2 separate regions of the Homo sapiens genome follow, and region 1 is linked to region 2. Evidence: chromatin contacts called from ENCODE Hi-C or POLR2A ChIA-PET data. All regions are on one chromosome and are shown on one strand. Each heading gives the region's core, a stretch centred on a gene start or an enhancer-like site at or near the end of the contact. The rest is flanking DNA. Distances are from core to core; before and after follow the strand shown. Region 1 holds the start of SOX6 (SRY-box transcription factor 6). Region 2 overlaps SOX6 (SRY-box transcription factor 6).

Region 1 (4,980 bases), core at 2,105-4,604, 390 kb before region 2:
GGTAGCTTTGTTGTGGGGTTGTTTTGAGATTTAATGAGGTACTGTGAAGCATAAAGTAATGAGCTTGTCGCATAGTATGCACTCAGTACCATTAGCCATTAGGTTGTTATTTTTATTAGTATAACTTCTCTCTTCTTCTTTGATATTTCCTTTGTGATTATTCATATTATTTCCTCCTCTTCGTTCCCTACTCGCTTCATCTACCTTCTTTCAACAACATTTATCAGTGGCATTTGTAGAGACTTAAAATGGAGACTTGAAAGAACGTAGAGGTAGAGAGGAACTGGTCAGTATCACATGTCGAGCAGAACACCAAGGACAAGATAAGAAAAGGACAGGTAGGCACAGATAAATACAAATGACAGGAGCATAAACATATATACAACCTTTTGGATGAGTCATCCTTCCTAAGGCCACTGGAGATTTTTTTTTCATAAGGGAAATTCAGACCTACTACTCCCTATGTTAATCCAATGATTTCCTATTTCCCAGAGGATAAAACCCAAACTATTTTGAATTGCATTTGAAATCCTTTCCAATCTGTTGTCATTCTGTCCTACTAGATATTTTTCCTGCTACTTCCCACCATGCACTCCATAGTTCAGTCACTTCAAAGTTCTTCCTCTTCTTGGAATGTAACCATATTCTTTTATAAGTCTCAGCCCTTGCACATCTTGGAATGTCCTTTTTTTTTTTAGTTCCACCAGACAAACTTCTCGTTCTGAGGACCCGGTTAAGTGAGTCTTCTGTAATGTCTCTGATCCCTCCAAAATGAGGTATTTGTTCCTTCTTCTGGGCTCCTACAATATATCTCTCTAGTACCTGGTTTCTTATCCTATCACTTTTCAATGGTTTATTTTCCATTTATATTTCTTGCTAGACTGTGGACTATGGGAAGTTGCTGTCTTATTTATATGCCTCTGTATGTCTGTCTGGCAGTCAGTATGGTACTTGACACAGTGCAGGTAGTCAGTAAATATTTGTAGGCTAAATAAAAGAGGTAGTAGACACAGAACTGGCAACTTCTCTGGTTCACAAGCCAATTTTAGTATTTCTCCTATTAGGATTGCCTTAGAGTCATAGGCTAATAAAATTTCAGTGTTAGAAACATACCTCATTTTACAGATAAAGAATTGAGGCCAGAGAAAAGGGATTTTCTTTTCTTTCTCTTTCAGGTCAAACCATGATTCTGTTTCCTTCAGAACACTGTGGCAAAATATCTACTACTTGAAAGGAAGCTTATTGAGAAAAATCCTGCTAATTTCTTTCCCTCTTATGGCCTGTCTTCCAGATAATTTCTCCAAACACTTCTTATTTAGGTGTTCTTTCTAGACCAGTAATTGGGGCATAAGTTGATGCTCTGCCACATGAATCGATGTGCATATATGTATATTTTAGTCATGTTGTGTTCTGTTCAGCTGCTAGATGTTCAAACCAACTGGGTTTCCCCTTAGTTACCCTGTTTGTTTGCTGTAACACTTTCCTGTTGGTAGAACTATTTGTTCTTTCATAATAAAATTGAGAATTTTCTTGTAAAATATATTTTTAAGGTAAAACAATGTAATGATTTGTCCTGGCATTCTATAATTTTGAAAGTCGTTGATGGCAGGAGAATGGCAGAGTGGAAGGATGTCTCCTAGTTATAGTTTTATTAGTAATGTGCTGATGTTTAATGGTTTATCAGGACTGAATTTATTTGAAAAGAAAACCATCTAATGTGGTCAGAGTCATCTTTTGTTCACTATGGCTCTGGCCCTTTTTGGGGAGTAAATCAGCTTTTTATGTATACATTCTGCATGGGAGCTGTAATAAGTGAGCACATGTTGCAAATGCTGTGACCTTCAGTCAACTAGAGAAAGATACCTCTTCTAATCAAAGGCAAAAGCCACGATCTTTCTTGTTGTAACTTACTGTTGACACAAGAAAGGCCAGAGAGATTGACATCAATCTCTATAGAAACCATTAACCAATGCTGAATAAATCTGCAGCATTGAATCCATATGCATGCTTGCTTTTATTATTCTTGACCTATGGGCACACTTCAGCATTTTGTGGGCTTTGTTTTAAAAGGAATGTTTAAAATGTAGCTAGTTATTATGGGATTTCGTTGGTGAAATAAATTGTTTGGGTAGTCTAAATAAAAGAATCCGTATTATTTTGCATCTACTAAGCATTATTTGTTTAGGTGTGGCTTGGTTTGATTCCAGATTAACACACAGCGAAGGCTGTCACTTTAGCTGGGTGTAGCAAAAACCAAGTAGTTTTATACATGTTTTCCAAATGATGTGCAAGCAATGTGTCATTTGATTCTAATTGTGACTTTATTGGCTTGTGGTCCCTCTTTTTTATTCTTTAAAGCATTAACAATGACTGTGTTGGCTGAAAAGACATACGTCTTTAAGAATTCCATGGATGCCCAAAACTCAGTTGGTTATAAGTACTAACAATTGCCGACCGTACGCATAGCAGAAATAGGCTCTGTAAATCAGAGCTTCAGTGCTCTGGGCCCCTCTTCCTTAATTCTCCCGCACAGAAATCGTATTTCTAGTTGAGGAGGGTGAGAAAACAAAAATGCTTTTCATTTCATTCTGTGCTGTACATTTTCCAGTCTGGGTGACTAAAGCTGGCCAGGGTGCCTATTTTTGGAAAGAGGAATTAAGATACTTTGGAGAAAGTAGTGCACTGTGTGCTGACATTCCAGATGGCCAAACTATAGTAGTACCAAGCCCAAGTTTTTGAGCCTTTCGTGCCAATGATGACCTCATGAGGTCCAGCCTGGAGAAATAGAGACATAGTTCTCCAACAATGATGAAGAATGGCTTCTTCCTTTCATATTTCTATTGAGTGATCTCCAGTGTCCTCCTCTTTTCCTGTCTCTGACAAAATTAGCCTTTTATAATTAACAATTGTTAGTTTTTTGGCTTGTCTTTCAGACTTCTCTTAGAGTCCCTTTCACCCCATCTACTTATTGTATCCTCTCTACCAAACAGAAAAACTTGTGATATTTTTCTCTTTGGCATTCCTGTCTTTTCCTAGCAGGCTTTTTTAATGGGGACTGTGGGAGATTTTACACTTGATTTGTTGAATCTGAACTCTTTGCTGTAAACTCTCACCACACAGAAGAAACTATCTTTATAAATGACAGAATGGACCTGGCCTGAATGGCGCTTTGTTTACTGTTTTCCTAAAAGGGGCCCCTCTATATTTCATCTGTCAAAGTTGCTTTTCTTTCTTTCAACAATGCTTGATTGTTTTCACAAAAATTCAGGTTCCATAGACAGGAGAATTCTGTATTATATTTTCCTGCCAAATTCCGATCTCTGTTTTCCTTCCCCTGTGCTCACAAAGGGCTCATAACTTACTGTCAACTGTGAGGCAAACCACAAAGCTCCACTGTTGCTCAGCAAATAGGCTCTATTGGATGATGGCTTGACTAGCTTGTAAAGTTTGCTTAACTGTAGCAGCAGTGGCAGAAGGTATGTGGGGTACTGTATCTCCCAACAGGCCAAGAGATTTCACTTCTTTCATTTACTTTTATGTTTTTAACTCCTTTAATTGTTGAACAAAGTTAACAGTGTTTTGTTTAGCAAATTAGATGTTGCTTAAAGTTATGGCTACAATTGGTAGCCTGAGACTTGGCAGAGATTAATTAGCTGTGGGGTTGGGTTTTTTTTTTTTTTGGTTGGCAGTCAGAGGTTTCTTGTGATTTGGGAAGGTGTCAAAGGTGTTATGCCCTCAAGTTCTGAAGTTCTGGCTGATGTGGTAAGAGAAAGCCGGATTGAAGAGTGGAAGAGCAGCCACTTCATGTGAGTGATTTGTGCTTCCTTTAGCTGTCACAGGTCTTGGCTGTATTACTTTACCTTTTAATTTTTCTAACTTCAAAGCCTACCTGATTGGGTGGGATGATGGCTTGTTAAGAAAAGCTTATGTTATGGTAATAAGGTAATAACTTGAAAAGCATTTTTGCATGACATTTGTAATCTTGCTAGGGAATTGCAACAGACTATTTAAAAACAGATTTGGTTTTCCTGAGGGTTGAATATGCATACCTTTATTTGTAGCATCTCGTAGATTTTTAACATGTGATTATTTTTTCTGTATAATCTAAGGTCCTGAGTACTATTATCTATGAGGAATCATAGATTCCCTACATGAATCTTTTCAATAAAATCAATCTTTCCAATATACACGGCTAGTTTCTAATATATGCTGCATCTGATAAGGTATTTTATGCACTATGGTAAAAGATGTTTTTACTAATGAAAATATTTAATCATAATAAACATTTCAAAGAAACACAACTGACAAGCAGACCACTGGGTAATTGCTGATGTGTTTTTAGTAAAAACTTAAAATTATTAATGTTCATAAGCTGCTATAACTAAGCAAGACTGGTATTACATTGAGATTTATAGTATTTAATGCTATAACTATGTATTGAAAGTATTATTTATATAAAACTATAGTAAATTAAATTGATGATTGGCAAGTGCATTAAAAATAGTGCTTTATCAATGCTTTTCAATTTACTCCTTTTTATTCTGCGATACATTTCTTTTGAATTTTTCTGAGTAACACACACCTTGAATTTGTTTTCCATCATGCCTGTCAAAGTTCAAAATATTAATTTGTTTCTTTCCTTATCCAGCTTTCCTAGATACCTTATTGTTTGTGAGTTTGGTCTTTAGGCAAGTTTATCTTGATGATGGAACTTTCAGCTTCAAATTGTGGAAATAGTGATCTCAAACTACACATGGAATAGTGTGTCATTGTTCTAAGCTGTGGTACAGTTAATAATACCTATTTTGTGATAATGAATTGACCAGAATACCAAACAGTTAGTCTAGCAAATCTATGACTCCTCAAGTTGATTTTCTAAAGTGAATTGTGAGAGGAGAATTTTAAGGTAAGCTGCTTTCAATCAGCTCATGAGAATGTGCTGGGGTTCTTTAGCACACTAGTAGCAACTTGATTTTAGAC
Region 2 (5,342 bases), core at 271-2,770:
CATCCTGGAGCAAATTTTAACTGCAGATTTTCTTTGTAGAAATTCTATGTATAATGCAGGTACCTACTTGGCCCATGGCTGGTAACTATTTGGGCAATTAGAAAAAAAGAAAAAAACATAAAAACTAGTGTCTATTGCTGCTTTGAATATGTTTGAAAGTCTGAAAATGTAAATAGTTTATCAAAAAAAAATCTTGTACAGTCCAGTGTAAAGTTTTTAAATGACCTTAAGGGTTGCCATCACATCTTTCTCACACTCTCCTCTTGATAATAATAATAATAAAAAGTTTGCTAAGGATTAAAGAAATGGGAAAAATAAAAAAAATCTCTTCAAATTTACAGGAATGAATCATTGTTCTTAGCTTTGTTGCATACACAAACTTCTTGGATTTTGTTGTGCAGTATTGACGTGAGATAAAGCTCAACATTGAATAATCTTTCAGTGGTACTTTTCAAAGTCTTCCCCTCCTCTGCCTCATAATTAAGGGAAAAGACAAAATTGAAAGACACACTGTCTTTATCTATCCTGGTGTATGTTGGCACCTTAGCTACTTTTTTTTTTTCCTTTTTGCACAAGGTGCTTTCCTGATATGTTCAACATGCCATCTTTGGGTGATAATGTATATGCCGTGATGGGGCTCAGGCCCCTTAGGGGAGTGTCTATAAGAACTGCCTATTTATGCTCATTTACCTCAAGACTGTCCTCTCTACCCTAATCTAGTTGTCATCACTCCATCTTTTGTACTGCTGTTGACACTTACAAATTAAAGATAAATTTTGTTTTATGACCTCTGTGTATGGCCTTGTCTGTGCCCTGCAAACTGTCCCCACCATGGGGCCCCAGCCAGCCCTGAATGTGCCACCCTCTTGCTGCTGGAGCCTGCAGAGCTCTCCTGCCCTCTGCCATTGCTTCTGCCTGGCCCAAGGGTAGGTCTCTGAAAGACATGGAACCCCTTAGCCTGGAAAGACTTGCCTGCTCTTTTCGTTGTGGAGCACACCTGGCTGCAGCAGGAAATACTTGTGGATTTAGAAGGGAGGAACGGGATACAAGGTGGATTTTTGTCAAGAGAAGATAAGAGAGCATGGCATTGCCTCTTTACCTGACTTCTTCGTGTCAGTGAAACAGCTTAGAGCCTTTTGGAGTATGAACAACTCTCAAGGGCCAGCCTCTCATCTGACGCCACCTTCTACGAGCCTAGCAGCCAAGAGTGGAAAATGCTGCACTTATGGAACCTTTCCCTCCACTGTGGTTGGCAGTAGTTGGCTGATTACTCAGTACCTTCTGCCTCAGAGAAGAAAGAGCCCATCTTTTTGTCCAGCAATGAGTTGCATCCAGAGTGAAACTCGGTTCCCAGTGATATCAGCTTCTAAAATGTTGCCAAAGCTATTTCATTGTGCTGAGTCTGAGTGGGGACGGAAGGTGGGTAGTGGGGTGAAGTGAGCAGGGCCCTTAAGGGAGACTTGCCACACCAGCCAAGCCAGTCCTGTGAGTCTAGAGATGAGTAACCAACACCTAGAGAGTGAAACAAAAGTGTTCAAGAGAGAGGAGAGGCCCAGCCACTCCTTTTGATATTTCCTATTAAAAAATGCCTCAGGAAAAATAAATCCAAGAATATGTGGGACTGACTTTATTCCAGTCACATTGCAAGTTAGACGCAGGCTCCTGTAAGTTCTGAAAATCTAGCATTCCGGGACCTCCCTCTTGCCCCATGGCTTTTTAAAAGCCCAGGTAAGTACAGGACATTGGAAAGAACAGGGACTTTGGAGTCACACCAGCCTGGCTCTGCCACCTGCCAGCTGCGTGACCTTCCCTGAATAACACCTCTGAGCCACAATCCTCTCTATAAAATGGGGTAACAATTCTTACCTGTCAGGGTGCTGGGAGAATGAAAAGAAACAGCAGGGGTAAGACATCCAGGAGTGGATGGCACACAGAGGGCATGAATGCCCACTGCCTCCTCTGACCAGAAAATGCCTAAGCTAGGGAGGTTGGCTGGTGTTACCACTGAGTAAAGTGAAGGAGGTGCCTGAGGCCTTCTCTCAGAGCCTGGTCGCATACATACCTCAGGGCCCTCCCTCTAAGCTAGTCTCCAAGCCACAGGTTTTCTCACTCCCAGCTCATCCTTGCCATTGCTGCAGGTCTTCTTTCTAAGCCTGTCCCCTCTCATCCTTCTCTAAAACCTTCTGGCTTTCTGCTGCTGACTAGATAAAGTCCCAACTTCCTGCCCTGTCAGCCAAGCCTCCACAGACCTGCCAGCCCCATGTTCCACCGTGACCCCACACACCTTCCATGCTCTCTGCTGCTCTCACACCCCCAGCCTGTCCACCACTCTGGGGCTTTTACTTCTCCTTTAGCCTGGAAGGAATCTGTCCCCTTCTCTGTTTGGGAAATTCGCAGTTATCTTTCAGAAGCCACCCAATATCACCACTTCCTGAGACCTTCTTGGCCCCCTGGTTTCAAGCTCTCCCTACGGAGAAAGCAAAGAGCTCTTTGAAAGAATCTCACGATGAGCACATTGTAATGATTTGTCTCTGTGTCTGTCTTCCCTGCTAGACGACAAACTGCTGAAACCAAAAACTGTACCTTGGCCTGCCCTGCCCCCAACACAGTGCTTGGCACATAGTAAGTGCTCTACACTTGTTTGTGGAAGGAATGTATGAGGGATTGCAACTTGGTCTCCCTGTGTGTTTTAGATGCCTGTGAATATCGGGGTCTCAGGTGGTGAGGCTGAGGGATCTTGTAGGTGTACCTTGGTATTACTTACTTCATTTGGAGAACGTTATTAGTTAAAAACATCTCTATTCATATTGGGAGAGCCATTTTTCAAGTTGGCATGACAAGCACAAGGCACTGAGAGTCTCTATGCTTTTAGGATGACTCACTGCAGAATGCCTGAGCCTCTGAACCCAGAGCCACGGCTCTATTCTTCCTCCTAGGCATCCTGGCTGAAGTATGAAAAGGACAGACTAGGAAGGGGAAGTGTTTATCAGTTTTCCTTACCTTTTACCTTGACATCCCAGATACGCAAGATTACCCTACAGTCTGCTCAGAGACAAGGGGTTCTTGGAGGCTTGACCTCTGGGCCTCCATCATGGAAAGGGAAGGAGACCAGCTGCCTCTGCCTGCTGTGGAGAGCCAGGGCAGTGATCCCACGAGGCTGCAATGTGGACAGCTGTTCACTTAGTGTCCGTTCCTTCCTCTTTGGTCCAGGTAATGACTCCTTCTCTCAGTAGTGCTCTAGAGCCTTGCTGGCTCAAAGTATGGCTCACAGATCAGCAGTTACAGCATCACCTAAGGCATATTAAAGTATGGGCTAATGTGGCATGGGCTATACTGAGTAGAAAGCTCCTAGCAGTTGAGACTCCATGAACTGTCATCTACGTCCTCTAAGTCAATGACACATCATATGTGAGATAGGATTTTCCTCATTTGAATTGTGAAGGCCCAGAGATAGGACATGACCCACCCAAAGTCACACACAGATTAAATGTCAGTGTGGTAACATGCACTTGTGTTTTCTAATTCTAAACACAGGTGAACGTGTTGCATATGACCTCACAATAGTCTGTGGAAATTGCTCATCACTGGAACAGCCCTGGATCTAGAGCTCAGTTATCACCAGGTGTCCTGGACTGTGTCACACTATGGGAGCACCAAGGCATCTAGGGGCAGTGGCCTCTGGCATCTCTGACTGTCATCCTCTACCCTGGCTGTGCCCAGTGCCTGGCCCACAAGAGACCCTGGATCAATAGGGTGGCTCTCTGGAGAGCTTGTTCAGAGCCCCCGCTGTTAGCTAGCCACCCAGTAATTTTTCCATTTTGACACCAGGATGAGTGGCCATGGAGTAGATCAATGAGAATATGTGTAGGTTCTGGGGGCCCCATTCCTGAGTCTGGGAGGAGGACACCCAGTGAAGAGAGTGATCAGGGAAGGTGTCTGAGCTAGTGTCACCCAGGGCTTCTAGGAACACGTGTGGATTGGTTATCCACTGGCTTCCTAAACTCACCCCGGGCAGGCACACTGACTCCCCAGCCTGTCTCCCCCACCACTGTCTCCCCTCAGCCACTAAAGACTGAGCACTGTCCCTGCCACCTGTTCGGATTGGTTTATCCACTACTACCAGCTGCCATTCCCACTTCCAGCTCTATCCTTTCCTCTCTGCTCCCAGAAGGATCTTCCTCTCATAGATGCAGGCAGGGCATGAAAGACACAAGATCAAGTCTACGCTGTTTGCATTCAGGCAACGGCCTTCCTGAAGCCCCCAGGTCCTGATCAGCCTTTCCAGTCCCATCTCCAGCAGGCTCCCCACACAGACACAGCACATTGCTTGCTGAGATCTGCACAGGCCACACACTGAAATATTTCCTGTGCCTGGAAGTCCCTCTCTCACTTCCACCAACCATCACAGCCCCATGCATTAAAGCCCAGCCCAAACGTCACCTTCCATGGGAAGCCTTCTCTCCACATTCCTCTTCTACCCTGAGAATGTGAATTGCACTGAAATTGTCTGATTGTATTTCATTATGGGTCACAATGAATCTGATTGTCACACTTTTTTATCCAACAGTCCTGGCACATAGTAGGTGCTTAATCAATGTGCATATTCTTTTTAAATTTTTTAAATGAACACTCCTGCTGTTCTACGTGTATGTTATTTTTTTAAAAAATGAAATAAATGAAGGAATGAATTCTTTCTACTTGAACTCAAAGTACTGCACACTCTGCCAATGGCTAGTTTTTCAGCCTGATCTTCTAACCCCACGGCTTCTAGCTCTCTAAACAGATCAGACTATTAATTTGAAACATGTTCTCCAACCTCTTTGGGCTTCAAGGGTCCCCTGTCTCAACTGCCTTTCCCCCATATCTGTCAATCATCATCTTCCCTTTCAGGTCCACCTGCTTCAACACCATACAAAATACTAAGAGTCTATCATGCAGCAAAAAATTTTATAAGCATTTCATTTGACCCCTAATAATGGCTCTGAACATTAAACATTGTTATTCCTGTTTTACAAAAGATTAAACTGAAACTCAGAGAAGTCAAGCCACTTGTTCAGGATCTCCCAGTGAGTCAGAATGTCTCCTTCTGCATGGACAAGCTGCTCTCAGGCCTCTCCAGCTCAGAATGAATCTCTTCTTCCTTCTAGTTTGGAGTTCCTCGGCCATTTTTTTTTTATTATCGCCACCTAAGGAAGCTTTTAAGACACTTTTTTCCTCCCAGTACTCCCAGTAGCCCTCCTCCCCCCATTAAATTGTAATATAATAGATTTACTATCTGCTTAAGTACTCTATGTATATCTGTGCTTTATTTTTTCAAAGTAAGATTTTTTTTAATCTCCTAA

The links. Hi-C counts contacts between places; a loop is a spot of excess contacts on that map. ChIA-PET counts read pairs that join two places held with the same protein, here RNA polymerase II (POLR2A).
Region 1: a loop to region 2 is called in a map of K562, with 2.4 times the contacts of the local background. The contact joins the promoter of SOX6 here to the enhancer-like site in region 2. A Hi-C loop is called at or near these places in 1 of 168 maps with a recorded cell type or tissue (K562). POLR2A ChIA-PET finds 5 or more read pairs at or near these places in 1 of 52 experiments (MCF 10A).

What each region holds. Positions count from the first base shown.
Region 1 is chr11:16,354,920-16,359,899 of GRCh38, reverse strand. SOX6 (SRY-box transcription factor 6) reads left to right here and starts at 3,354. Exons shown (of 16, transcript NM_001367873.1): 1 at 3,354-3,806. RefSeq lists an enhancer at 2,356-3,669.
Region 2 is chr11:15,961,894-15,967,235 of GRCh38, reverse strand. It overlaps SOX6 (SRY-box transcription factor 6), which reads left to right. Exons shown (of 16, transcript NM_001367873.1): 16 at 1-787. Among named protein-coding and RNA genes, the nearest start is that of MIR6073, 5.1 kb to the left of the region's middle. RefSeq lists an enhancer at 1,230-1,379. Within about 2 kb of position 1,520, at least 4 of the 41 ENCODE cell types and tissues checked have a DNase peak (open chromatin) inside an H3K27ac peak, as active enhancers do.